4 separate regions of the Homo sapiens genome follow, and regions 1, 2 and 3 are each linked to region 4. Evidence: chromatin contacts called from ENCODE Hi-C or POLR2A ChIA-PET data. All regions are on one chromosome and are shown on one strand. The core of a region is the stretch at or near the end of the contact, and the rest is flanking DNA. Distances in the headings are between cores, read along the strand shown. Region 1 overlaps PLVAP (plasmalemma vesicle associated protein). Region 2 holds the start of ANKLE1 (ankyrin repeat and LEM domain containing 1). Region 3 holds the start of PGLS-DT (PGLS divergent transcript). Region 4 overlaps FCHO1 (FCH and mu domain containing endocytic adaptor 1).

Evidence for each region. Hi-C counts contacts between places; a loop is a spot of excess contacts on that map. ChIA-PET counts read pairs that join two places held with the same protein, here RNA polymerase II (POLR2A). Pooled maps may share reads with other maps.
Region 1: a loop to region 4 is called in a pooled map, with 7 times the contacts of the local background. The contact joins two enhancer-like sites. A Hi-C loop is called at or near these places in 2 of 50 pooled maps. POLR2A ChIA-PET finds 5 or more read pairs at or near these places in 3 of 52 experiments (A673, MCF 10A and activated B cell).
Region 2: a pooled map shows a loop between it and region 4 (2.4-fold over the local background). The contact joins the promoter of ANKLE1 here to the enhancer-like site in region 4. A Hi-C loop is called at or near these places in 1 of 168 maps with a recorded cell type or tissue (mammary epithelial cell) and 2 of 50 pooled maps. POLR2A ChIA-PET finds 5 or more read pairs at or near these places in 2 of 52 experiments (HCT116 and T-cell).
Region 3: a map of PC-3 shows a loop between it and region 4 (6-fold over the local background). The contact joins the promoter of PGLS-DT here to the enhancer-like site in region 4. A Hi-C loop is called at or near these places in 2 of 168 maps with a recorded cell type or tissue (HCT116 and PC-3), 8 of 37 single-sample maps with no recorded cell type and 6 of 50 pooled maps. POLR2A ChIA-PET finds 5 or more read pairs at or near these places in 7 of 52 experiments (GM10248, GM12878, PC-9 and 4 more).

What each region holds. Positions count from the first base shown.
Region 1 is chr19:17,368,878-17,371,827 of GRCh38, reverse strand. The region is part of intron 1 of PLVAP (plasmalemma vesicle associated protein); the gene reads left to right. Among named protein-coding and RNA genes, the nearest start is that of PLVAP, 7.0 kb to the left of the region's middle. Within about 2 kb of position 1,472, at least 6 of the 41 ENCODE cell types and tissues checked have a DNase peak (open chromatin) inside an H3K27ac peak, as active enhancers do.
Region 2 is chr19:17,280,518-17,283,569 of GRCh38, reverse strand. It overlaps ANKLE1 (ankyrin repeat and LEM domain containing 1), which reads right to left and starts at 1,669. Exons shown (of 9, transcript NM_152363.6): 1 at 1,588-1,669; 2 at 1,361-1,513; 3 at 809-914; 4 at 568-706; 5 at 1-345. The coding sequence starts at 1,649. RefSeq lists silencers at 1,658-1,747, 1,758-1,807.
Region 3 is chr19:17,510,512-17,513,359 of GRCh38, reverse strand. PGLS-DT (PGLS divergent transcript) reads left to right here and starts at 1,471. Exons shown (of 3, transcript NR_147835.1): 1 at 1,471-2,017. It overlaps PGLS (6-phosphogluconolactonase), which reads right to left and starts at 1,711. Exons shown (of 5, transcript NM_012088.3): 1 at 1,400-1,711. The coding sequence starts at 1,687. RefSeq lists enhancers at 238-893, 724-983, 946-1,240, 1,734-1,983, 1,551-2,207 and 1 more and silencers at 946-1,240, 1,484-1,533, 1,544-1,673.
Region 4 is chr19:17,775,035-17,778,106 of GRCh38, reverse strand. FCHO1 (FCH and mu domain containing endocytic adaptor 1) reads right to left here. Exons shown (of 29, transcript NM_015122.3): 14 at 3,027-3,051; 15 at 2,594-2,651; 16 at 1,946-2,124; 17 at 1,836-1,860; 18 at 1,421-1,472. Among named protein-coding and RNA genes, the nearest start is that of B3GNT3, 19 kb to the left of the region's middle. RefSeq lists an enhancer at 1,341-1,680. Within about 2 kb of position 1,431, at least 3 of the 41 ENCODE cell types and tissues checked have a DNase peak (open chromatin) inside an H3K27ac peak, as active enhancers do; they include GM12878, where a contact is called at or near this core.

The DNA of each region.
Region 1 (2,950 bases), core at 223-2,722, 410 kb after region 4:
TTAGTTTGTTAAATTGTGAACACTTTCTTTAAAAACAGCTTTGCTGGCCAGGCGTGGTGGTTCACACCTGTAATCCCAACATTTTGGGAGGCCAAGGTGGGTGGATTGCTTGAGCTCAGCAGTTTAAGACCAGCCTGGGCAACATGGTGAGACCCCATCTCTATAAAAAATTAGCCAGGAGTGGTGGCACGTGCCTGTAATCCCAGCTACTTGAGAGACTGAGGTGGGAGGATTGCCCGAGCCTGGGGAGGCTGAGGCTGCAGTGAGCTGTGATCACACCACCACACTCCAGCCTGGGTGGCAGAGTGAGACCATGTCTCAAAAAAAATAAAATTAAATTAAAATAAAAATAGCTGGCCGGGCGTGGCAGCTCACGTCTGTAATTCCAGCACTTTGGGAAGTCAAGGCAGGAGACTGAGGCCAGTGGATCACTTGAGGTCAGGAGTTCGAAACCACCTGGCTAACATGGTGCAACCCCGTCTCTACTAAAATACAAAAATTAGCTGGTCATGGTGGTGCACCCCTGTATTCCCAGCTACTTGGGAGGCTGAGGCATGAGAATCACTTGAACCCAGGAAGTAGAGGTTGCAGTGAGCTGAGATCACACCGCTGCACTCTAGCCTGGGCCACAGAGCGAGACTCCATCTCAATAATAATAATAATAATAAATAATTTTTAAAAACAGCTTTATTGATATATAATTCATGTATTTTACAATCCACCTATTTAAAGTGTACAATTTGATGTTTTTGTTTGTTTGTTTGTTTGTTTTGAGATGGAGTCTCGCTCTGTCGCCCAGGCTGGAGTGCAGTGGCGCGATCTCAGCTCATTGCAAGCTCTGCCTCCCAGGTTCACGCCATTCTCCTGCCTCAGCCTCCCGAGTAGCTGGGACTACAGGCGCCCGCCACCACGCCTGGCTAATTTTTTGTATTTTTAGTAGAGATGGGGTTTCACCGTGTTAGCCAGGATGGTCTAGATCTCCTGACCTCGTGATCCGCCCGCCTCGGCCTCCCAAAGTGCTGAGATTACAGGCGTGAGCCACCGCGCCCAGCCAATTTGATGATTTTTTTGTAAATTCACAGAGTTGTACATTGATCACCACGATCCATTTTAGAACATTATTTTAGAACATTTTCACCTTCCCAAAAGAAAACCCACGTCCCCATCAGCAGTCACTTCCCATTCCCCTCCCCCAATCCCTGACAGCCACCAACCTGCTTCCTGTCTCTATGGATTTGCCTGTTCTGGGCATTTCATGTCAGTGGAATCTCACATTCTGTGGCCTTTTGTGTCCGGCTTCTCTCACTTAGGCATCATGTTTTTGGGGTTCACACACACTGCAACATGGATCAGTGCTTCCTTCCTTTTTATGGCTGAATCATGTTCTATGTATGGAAGGAACACATTTTGTGCGTTAATTCATCTGCTGACAGGCATTTGGGTTCTTTCCACCTTTGGCTACTGTGAATCGAGCGGCTGTGGACATTCCTGGCAAGTTGATGTGAGGATGTGTTTCCATTGCTCTGGGTATATGCTGAGAAGTAGAGTTTCTGGGTCACGTGGTAACTATGTTTAACATTTTGAGGAACTGCCAGACTTTCCCAAAGCCGTTGCAACATTGTACATTCTCACTAGTACTGTCTGAGAATTCTGATTTCCCCACATCCTCATCAACACCTGTTACTGTTCATTTTGGGGGTTTATGGGTTTTTAAAATAGCCACCCTCGTGGGTGTGTAGTGGTATCTCACTGTGGTCCTGATTTGCATTTCCGTAATGGCTAATGATTTTGAATATCTTTCTTTTTTTTTTTTTTTTTTTTTTTTTAGACAGACTCTCGCTCTGTCACCCAGGCTGGAGTGCAATGGTGTGATCGTGGCTCACTGCAACCTCCATCTCCCGGGTTCAAGCAATTCTTCTGCCTCAGCCTCCCAAGTAGCTGGGATTACAGGCACCTGCCACCAGGCCTGGCTAATTTTTTTGTATTTTTAGTAGAGATGGGGTTTCACCATGTTGGCCAGGCTGGTCTCGAATGCCCAACCTCAGGTGATCCACCTGTCTTGGCCTCCCAAAGTGCTGGGATTATAGGTGTGAGCCACCGCGCCCAGCCGATTTTGAATGTCTTTTGATATGCTCTTTGGCCATTTGCATATCTTATTTAATTTAATTTTAATTTTTCTTTTTTTTTTTTTTGGACATAGAGTCTCACTCTGTTCCCCAGGTTGGAGTGTGGTGGCACAATCTCATCTCACTGCAACCTCCGCCTCCCGGATTCAAGCGAGTCTCCTGGCTCAGACTCCCAAATAGCTGGGACTACAAGCATGCGCTTCCATGCCTGGCTAATTTTTGTATTTTTAGCAAAGATGGGGTTTCGCCATGTTGGCCAGGCTGGTGGTGGGCAGATCACTTGAGGTTAGGAGTTCGAGACCAGCCTGGCCAACATGGCGAAACCCTGTCTCTACTAAAAATACAAAAATTAGCCAGGTATGGTGGTGCACACCTGTAATCCCAGCTACTCGAGAGGCTGAGGCTGGGGAATCACTTGAACCCGGGAGACGGAGGTTACAGTGAGCCGAGATCGTGCCACTGCACTCCAGGCTGGGTGACAGAGCAAAAAACCCTGTCTCAAAAACAACAACAAAAAAAAAAACAAAAAAAGGTTTTTTTTAAAGACTGTTGTTTGCCTCATGAGATGGTGTTAGCATTTGTATTAATTTGCTAGGGCTTCCATGACAAGGTATTACAGACTGGGTGGTACCAAGATCAAAGTGTTAGCGGGGTTGGTTCCTTCTGAGGCTGTGAGGGAAGGATCTGTTCCAGGTTTTTGTTTGTTTGTTTGTTTTTTTGAGACGGAGTCTCGCTCTGTCACCCAGGCTGGACTGGAGTGCAGAGACGCGATCTCGGCTCACTGCAACCTCCGCCTCCCCGAGTTCAAGCAATTCTCTGCCTCA
Region 2 (3,052 bases), core at 420-2,919, 490 kb after region 4:
CCTCCGTGCCCTGAGACCTAGGTACCCTCTGGTTGGCATGGACAACATGCAGAAGTCCCTGCCTGGTCGGTGGCAATGACCCAGCCCAGGGGGGAGTGTCCGAGGCTGGGTCCTCAGCTCCAGAGACCTCAACCGCTGTGACGAAAGAGGCGTCTGAGCTGTAATCCCAGTGCCCTGGAGGGGACGCCGAGCTCCCATGTTTGTCCACAGTTTCAAGGGGAACAGGGAGGCTGGGGGGTCCTGGGTCAGCCTCCAAGCCAATGTCCCTGTTGTCACCTCTGCATGGCTGCTTTTGGAGTGCTATGGAGTCCAGCGTCTCATCGGTAGGTCCAGAGAGGCCTGGGGCTGCAGGTGAGAGTGGGGGCCAGAGAGGAGAGGAGGAGGGATGAGACAGCGATGAGAATAGGATCAAACAGAAAAAGGAGATCAGAGTGTCTGAGGCCGAAAGAGCTGGCCACAAATAGTGGATGTGAGACGGTCAGAACCAATGGGTGGGGTGGGGAAGACCCTGGATGTCAGGGACTGGTCCAGAAGTCAAGCCCCAGCAGCCCTGCAGGCCCTACTCACTGCCAGGTGCAGGCTCGGGCTCCTGAGTCTCTGCCCCGATCCGGGTCCGGGTCCTGGTCCGCGTGTCGAGATCCTGCAGGACTCGCGCGCACTCCAGGTGTCCCTGCTGCAGGGCCAGGTCCAGCGGCCGGAGTCCGTCCTACAGGGGCGCGGTCAGCAGGGGGCGCCCGAGGCCCTCTTACCTTCCTTCCCTCCCTCTGGGCTCACCCAGCCTTTCTTTGCCCGCGCAGTGCCTCCCAACCTGGTCGCGCAGCGCCGGGTCCGCTCCTTGGCTCAGCAGCAGCTCCAGGCCGCGGCGGCAGCCCCACGCGGCGGCCACATGCAGCGGCGTCAGTGCCTCGACAGATCTGGGGCGGCAGCGCAAGAGGGGTCATTGCGGACTCAGCCTCCCGGCAGGAACCCCGATCTCCGCTCTGGGGACCTGGAGCCTTCGTTCTCGGCCTCCCGGATCTCCGCCGTCCACCCTGGTACACTGCCCTTGGAACCTAGATGCTATGACCTCAGGCCAGGACCCAAACCTCTGCCGTCTGACCCTGGTGCCTCCACTCCAATATCCGAACCCTTGATCCCCACTTTGGTCCTAGCGCAGCCCCATTCCACGCCCTCGGTCTGGGACCCCAGCGCCTCCCTCGAGCCCTAGCCCCTGCCCTTGGACCCCCAAGTTCCCTCCCCAAGATCCCCTAAACCCCACCCTCGAGCCCCGAGGCCTGGCCCGGGATGATGGGGCGCCCCTTCCCGGATTCCCAGACTTCGGCTTGGGGAGACCCCGCCCCGGACCCAGGCTCTATCTTACCGAGCGTTGGGGTCCCCGCCTTGGCGCAGTAGGGCCCCGAGGCAACGCAGGCCGCGCGGGTGCCGGGCTCCGGCCGCCAAGTGCACAGCCGCTGCGCCGTCCTCTAGCACCAAATTAGGGTCCGCGCCGCAGCGCAGCAGCTCCTCTACTGCCCTGCAAACACCGCGGTCAGAGTGGACCCCGGCCAAAGACCCCCACTCCTGGCCCGCCCCCGGCCCCGCCCTCACCACGGCTCCTCCTCCCGCAGCGCATCCCGCAACCTGCGAGCCAGGCGGGCCTCCGAGCACATGCCCTGGCTGGGTCCGAAGCGCACCGCCTGGTCGGTCGATTTCCTACTTCCCGCGGGGGGCTTGTGGGCATGCGCCGCTCCTCCCCTCGGCTCGGGGGGCCCCTCTCCAGGGCCGAGCAGGGTTCCCAGCCAGGCTGCCCCGCGCCGCACGGGGGTCCACATCGGGGTTCGAGAGCTTTAGTGTCCTCAGGGGCCCTTGACACCCGGAGGCGCTCAAGCAGGGTCTGGGACCGCCGATAAGAGCCCGGGTGGGAGGATGCCACCGGGTGTGCCACTATCTCATTTAAAAACGGGAAACGCGAAGGCACCCGGCTCGAGTGGGTGGAGCTACGATTAAGAAAGTCCGGGGTGCCCCAGGTCATTAAGTCTCAGGGAATCTTCTTCAAGGGTGGCCTCTGGCAGGGAGCACGGCCTTATGAGAGGCTTAGGCCGGGCACGGTGGCTCACACCTGTAATCCCAGCACTTCGGGAGGCCCAGGCAGGAGGGTTGCTTGAGCTCTGGGGTTCGAGACCAGCCTGGGCAACTTGGATAAACCCAGTCCCTACAAAAAAATACAAAAAACTAGCCGGGCGTGGGTGGCTTGCACCTGTGGTCCCAGCTACTTGGGAGGCTGAGTTGGTAGAATCTCTTGAGCCCGGAAGTTCGAGGATGCAGTGAGCCATGATCACACCACTGCACTCCAGCCTGGGCAACAGAGCAAAACTCTGTCTCAGAAAATAAATAAATACATAAAATAGAGGCTTCAATTTCCAACCCCCAGGCCGAGGGCCCAGCTCACGCCTTTAAGCACAGTGCTTTGGGAGGCTGAGGAGAGAAGATCGTTTGAGCCTACTAGTTTGTTGTTGCTTTTCTTTTCTTTTAGTGAGTGCAGGAGTTTGAGACCAGCCTGGGCAACGGAGTGAGGCCCTATTTTTTTTTTTTTTTTTTTTTTTTTTTTTGAGCCGGATCTTACCCTGTCGCCCAGGCTGGAGTGCAGTGGCGCAATCTGGGCTCACTGCAACATTTGCCTCCCAGGTTCAAGCTATTCTGCCTCGGCCTCCCAAGTAGCTGGGATTACAGGCATGTGCCACCACTCTCGGCTAATTTTTGTATTTTTAGTAGAGATGGGGTTTCACCATGTTGTCCAGGCTGGTCTTGAGCTCCTGATCTCAGGTGATCCGCCCGCCTCGGCCTCCCAAAGTGCTAGGATTACAGGCGGAGACCTTGTCTTTGTTTTATTTATTTATTTATTTTTGAGACGGAGTTTTGCTCTTGTTGCCCAGGCTGGAGTGCAGTGGTGTGATCTCAGCTCACTGCAACCTCCTCCTCCAGGGTTCAACAGCTTCTCCTGCCTCAGCCTCCCCAGTAGCTGGGATTACAGGCATGCACCATCACGCCTAATTTTTTATTTTTAGTAAAGACG
Region 3 (2,848 bases), core at 222-2,721, 260 kb after region 4:
AGACAGGTTTCACCATGTTGGTCAGGTTGGTCTCAAACTCCTGACCTCGTGATCCGCCCGCCTCAGCCTCCCAAAGTGCTGGGATTACAAGCGTGAGCCACCGCACCCAGCCAATTTTTGTATTTTTTTTTAGTAGAGACAGAGTTTTGCCATGTTGGCCAGGCTGGTCTCGAAATCCTGACCTCAGGTGATCTACTCACGTCGGCCTCCCAAAGTGCTGGGATTACACGCGTGAGCCACCGCACCCGGCCAAAACTTTTTAATGATGCTCTTGGAAAACACACACAGGAAGGCGGAAGTTAAATGTGTACCCAACTACGAAGTCAGATGAGGCAGGATCACACCCTGGCTGCCCCTCTGGTCACTAGATGCCTTGGGCAGGTAAGCTCACCTCTTCTGGCCTCAGTTTCTCCATCTGTGAAATGAGTGTAACATCTCATAGGCTGTGGTACGGACTCATGAATTGATGCATATAAAGCGTTCAGTAAGCCTTTTCTCTTAATAAAAAACCCACAAAACCATCATCAGCTCAAGATTCTATGCAAAGAGAAGACGGCACACCCAGCATGGGGTGTCCCTTGACGCTGCCAGACTCAAGTGACTTGAGGTTCCTGGCCTTTGAGCCCGCCCCTCCCACTCTTCCCTCGGCCAGGCCAAGGCTCCTCCAAGCCTCAGTTACCCTGTCTTTAAAAGAGCGCGCTCCTCTGATTCTATAGAATCCTGAGGCTCAAAGCCAAAGATGAACAGCCTGGAAGCAGAGCCATCAGAGCGGCAAAGCTGCCCAGGGATCCCCGAGAACTCGCTGGGGTTAGAGATCAGGACCCTGAGATTCAGGCTCTACACCTGATTCCTCGTGCCCCCGTCCGCTACGGGGCTGAGTTATGGGCATCGTTTGACATGGGCCACTCGGATTCCCTTCCAGGCCCTTGCCCGTGCCGTTCCCTCTGCCTGGCCACCGGATGAAGCAGGAAGACGGACTGCAAGTAGACCATTTCTAGCCCTGCCTAGATAAAGGCAGAGGGCGCAGTGAGGTCCTGCGGGACCCACTGTAGGCGGGGTTCAGGAGGCGGGCGAGCCCTGTCGGCTAGACCCCCAGCGGCCCCCGTAGTCGAGGTGCAGGCAGTGGGCGTGACCATCTCGGCATGACCCCCAGTGGCCCCCGTAGCCGAGGGCAACCGGTGGGCGCGGCCCTCTTGGCATGACCCCCAGCGACCCACGTAGCCGAGGTGCAGGCAGTGGGCACGGCCCTCTTGGCATGATACCCAGTGGCCCCCGTAGCCGAGGTGCAGACAGTGGGCGCGGCCCTTTCGGCATGGCCCCCGGCGGCCTCCGTAGCCGGGGTGTAGGCGGTGGCTGTGGCCCTCTCGGCGTGATCCCCGGCGGCCCCCGTAGCTCTCACCCGGTAGAGGCCGTACGTGCTCTCGGCGTGATCGAAGGGCACGAGGCGCTCGTCGCAGAAGCCCAGCGTCCAGCGCGCTAAGCTAGCTGGCCCGGCAGGGGCGACGGCGGCGGGTAGCTCGCGGGCTAGCATCGAGACGAGGCTCCCGCCCGACAGGCCGAGCGCGAAACGGGCGCGGGCCCCTGCCAGGCAGCATGCTGCGCGCTGGGCCACCAGCTGCGCTAGCGCCGCACCCAGCTCCTGGGAACTCGAGAACACCGAGATGAGGCCCGGGGCCGGCGCGGCCATGGCGAGGGCGGCGGCGGGGAGGAGGAAGCGCTCCCTACGGCCGTCGCTAGTACGCCTGCGCAAGGGCCGGCCCTGCCGCTTGGTTTCGAGTACTTTGGGTGATTGTCTTTGGCACATGCGCAGTGAGGCAAGTGAAGCACCGCGAAGGTCGGGCAGTCGGTCCGGCCCTACCCATTGAATCTTTGCCTGCTGTGCCTGAGTCGAAGTGAGTTCGGGAAGCCAGTGCCCGAATGCTCAACCTTGCTGTATCAGGGAGGGCCGGAGAGGGGAGCTCAAGAAGAGGACGTCCTATCGAGGTGGCAGGGATTTTCTGAAGGAGGGCGTATTTTGGTGAGTTTTAAAATTCCTGCACCGCCGGGCGCGGTGGCTGACGCCTGTAATCCCAACACTTTGGGAGGCCGAGGCGGGCGGATCACGAGGTCAGGAGATCGAGACCATCCTGGCTAACACGGTGAAACCCCGTCTCTACTGAAAACACAAAAAATTAACCGGGCGTAGTGGCGGGCGCCTGTAGTCCCAGCTACTCGGGAGGCTGAGGCAGGAGAATCGCTTGAACCGGGGTGGCGGAGGTTGCAGTGAGCCGAGATCGTGCCACTGCACCCCAGCTTGGGCGACAGAGCGAGGCTCCATCTCAAAAAAAAGTAGGGGATGAAAATATGCTTGTTGAATTTTTTTTTTTTTTTTTTTTACATTTTCCGGACGGACGGGCTCTTGCTATATGGTCTAGGCTGATCTTGAACCCCTGGGCTCAAGCGATCTTCCTGCCTCGGCCTCCCAAAGTGGTAGCATTCAGGCGAAAGCCACTGCGCCTGGCCATGCTTGTTGAATTTTTTAAGCTAACCCTCCTAGTGTGGTGGTGTGTCCCTCTGAGTGCCCAGAAAGGCCTCCAATCGAGTTCTTGCCTGGACAGAGGGCTGGAAGGGGAAGAAGGCCTGGTGGGCCTGGGGAGGCTGGGCCACTTCTGAGAGTGGGATATTTCAGTGATGTGTGTAAGCGCAGTTCAACTCACACAGGTAGTGGATTTTAAAATCAGTAGCAAATTAAGAAAACAATTCCATTTACCATAGCATCATAAAGTATAAAGTAGGCATAAATTTAATAAAAGAAGTACAAGACTGTACTTCTTGAGAGCTGTAGCTGGGCTTGGTGGCTCACAGCTGT
Region 4 (3,072 bases), core at 182-2,681:
CTATTTTTCCCAAGCCTCATCCCACCCTGGGGCCTTTGCACATGCTGTTCCCAGTCTTTTTTTTTTTTGAGACGGAGTCTTGCTCTGTCGGCCAGGCTGCAGTGCAGTGGCACGATCTCAGCTTGCTGCAACCTCCGCTTCCTGCGTTCAAGCGATTCTCCTGCCTCAGCCTCCAGAGTAGCTGGGATTACAGGCACCTGCCACCATGCCCGGCTAATTTTTGTATTTTTAGCAGAGACGGGGTTTTACCATGCTGGCCAGCCTGATCCCAAACTCCTGACCTCAAGTGATCTGGCTGCTTTGGCCAGTGCTGGGATTGCAGGTGTGAGCCACTGTGTGCAGCCTGTTCCCAGTCTGGAGTTCCATTTCCCCAGCTCTCTTCACAGTCACCTCCTAGCTCCTCTTTGGGGCTTAGCTCCAAGTCACCCCCTCAGGGAGGTTCCCAACCCCACCTCAAGGGAAGTCACCTCCTCCTGTCTTCGCGTCATCTGCTTTAGTTTCTTCGTAGCACTTAGAAGTATCGAATATGCTCTAACTTATTTGCTTTTTTTTTTTTTTTTTTTTTTTTTTTGAGACGGAGTTTCCTCTTGCTGCCCAGGCTGGAATGCAATGGCACAACAGTGGCTTACTGCAAGCTCCGCCTCCCAGGTTCAAGCGATTCTCCTGCCTCACCCTCTCGAATAGCTGGGATTACAGGCATGTGCCACCATGCCTGGCTAATGCTGTATTTTTAGTAGAGATGGGGTTTCTTTATGTTGGTCAGGCTGGTCTCGAACTCTCGACCTCAGGTGATCCGCCTGCCTTGGCCTCCCAAAGTGCTGGAATTACAGGCGTGAGCCGCCACGCCTGGCCCTATTTGCTATTCTTAAAATCTGGAGTCACTAGAATGTGACTCTGAGAAGGGAGACCTGTCTCAGAACCCAGACCCTAGAACAGCACAGGTACACAGCAGGCACTCAATAAATGTTCATCAAATGAATGACTAAATGGTCCCTCAAAAGCCAGCATGGGCCAGGCACAAGGGCTCATGCCTGTAATCCCAGCACTTTGGCAAGCCGAGGTGGGCAGATCACTTGAGGTCAGGAGTTCGAGACCAGCCGGGCCAACATGGTGAAACCCTGTCTCTACTAAAAATACAAAAGTTAGCTGGGCGTGGTGGTGGGTGCCTGTAATCTCAGCTACTTAGGAGGCTGAGGCATGAAAATCGCTTGAACTCAGGAGGTGGAGGTTGCAGTGAGCTGAAATCGCACTCCAGCCTGGGTGACAGAGTGAGACTCTGTCTCAAAACAAAAACAAAAACAAAAAAACCCCAGCATGACGTCAACTCCCAGCCGGGACAAGAGAACACCAGGCGGAGACATGGGGAGGTGGAGGGAGGAGGTGGGGACAGCCCCCACCTGCCCACTCGTGTGGAACCCACCTGCTGGTTCTGGGGGCAGACCGAGGTCTCTGGGGTTTCCCAGCAGCGTCCCCTACAAGAGATGCACCTCCTTCAGCCTTCTTGTCACCCTGCCTGCAATGCTCCCCACTCCACAGACCAAGGGACCGAGGCTCGGGGGTGTCCAGCCAGTTGCCCAAGGTGATCAGCAAATCAGGCAGACATGGATTCAAGCCTAAGCGAGCCTGTCTCCAGATGCTAGCTTCTCCTGGCCCCAGCTACCCCTTTCAGCTCTCACTTAATTTCATAATGACCTCATTTTACAGAAAAGGAGACTGAAGGTCAGTGTGGTTAAGCAGCCTGCCCAAAGTTACAAAACGGAGTTATGATTCAAGCCCAAACCCATAGCCTCCCTTCCTTAGGATCCTCCCCACTCTGAAGACCAAAGGCTACTCACGTGAAGAATGGCGTTTCATGGTGCCCTGTGGACAAAGTGGGCAACATCACACACGAATGCATCCAGCCAGCCTCTCTAGCAACACCCAGGGCACCCCTCCCACGCCTCACCCCTGGGCCAGGAGGAAGGATGAGGCTGCCCGCGGTGGCCCTGAGCTGTGCCGCTGCTGCCTCGGGGCTGCAGGCTGGAGCCCGGGCCGGGGCAGGCTTGATGTGCACATAGAACTTGCGGGGCTCTTCATCGTCGAAGTCGGAGTCGCTGGACGAGAAACGGGAGGGCTCGGCCGTGCGTGGGCTGCAGTCAAGGTCCAAGCCAATCCCAACACAAGCTTTCCCCCAGTCAGCTCTCCAATCCAGCCTCGTCCCTCCCTGCTCAAACCCTTCGAGGTCCTGCCCAATCCCATCGCTCACCACGCGCCACCTTCAGTCCTGACACCATGTCCCACCAGCACTCCCACCCCCCCCGAGAAGCCTTTGCACAAGCATGCCCAGAACTAACTGGCAAACTCCTATTCGGCTGCAAAACCCCAACACTGGTGCCCCCTCCTCCAGGAAGCCCTGCTAGATCTCCTTTTCTCTCTCCCTCTTGCCCAGTGCTGACCCCATAGAGTGGGTGTTTACATTTAGGTTGGCTTCATCCACAAAGGAGACTCTCTCCAGGATGTACACAGAGAGGACTGCTGAAGGTGGACTGGTTATTACGGAGAATTTTGTCCTTGCTGTGCCAACAACTGCCCCCAGGGGGTGCCAGAAGGATATTGTTCTGGGTCACATCAGGCCGGACAGTGAAACCTTCTTCATCCACCTCTGGACATGTCTAGGGGAGTCAGGGGGCAGCAGTGAGTCAGGCGCCCCACTATCGAACCTTCCATCTCACCCTGCCAACCGCCCCCCGCCCTGCCCCCAGGCCTTGACTCAGACCTCAAAACCAACCCTGATGGCAACGACTGTCTTCCCTGGGTGTGTGGGCAGGTTCCTGGGACAAACTGAGCTTCGGCAGGGACATTATTCACACCCACGTAGTCCATGGGACTTTGCAGCTGAGGTGGGATATGAACCCAGCCCCCAGGCTCCAGCCCGCCCCTCAATCTCGGCTCTTTAGTTTCCAGTAGGGATCGGGACTCTAGGAGCCAAGAGTGGGATCAAACTCCTTCCACTTGTAGCCCAGCCTGACCCCTCCCACATCACTCACCCCTGAATCGGGCTCCAGGAAATCTCTGGGGATGGAGGAAGAGATG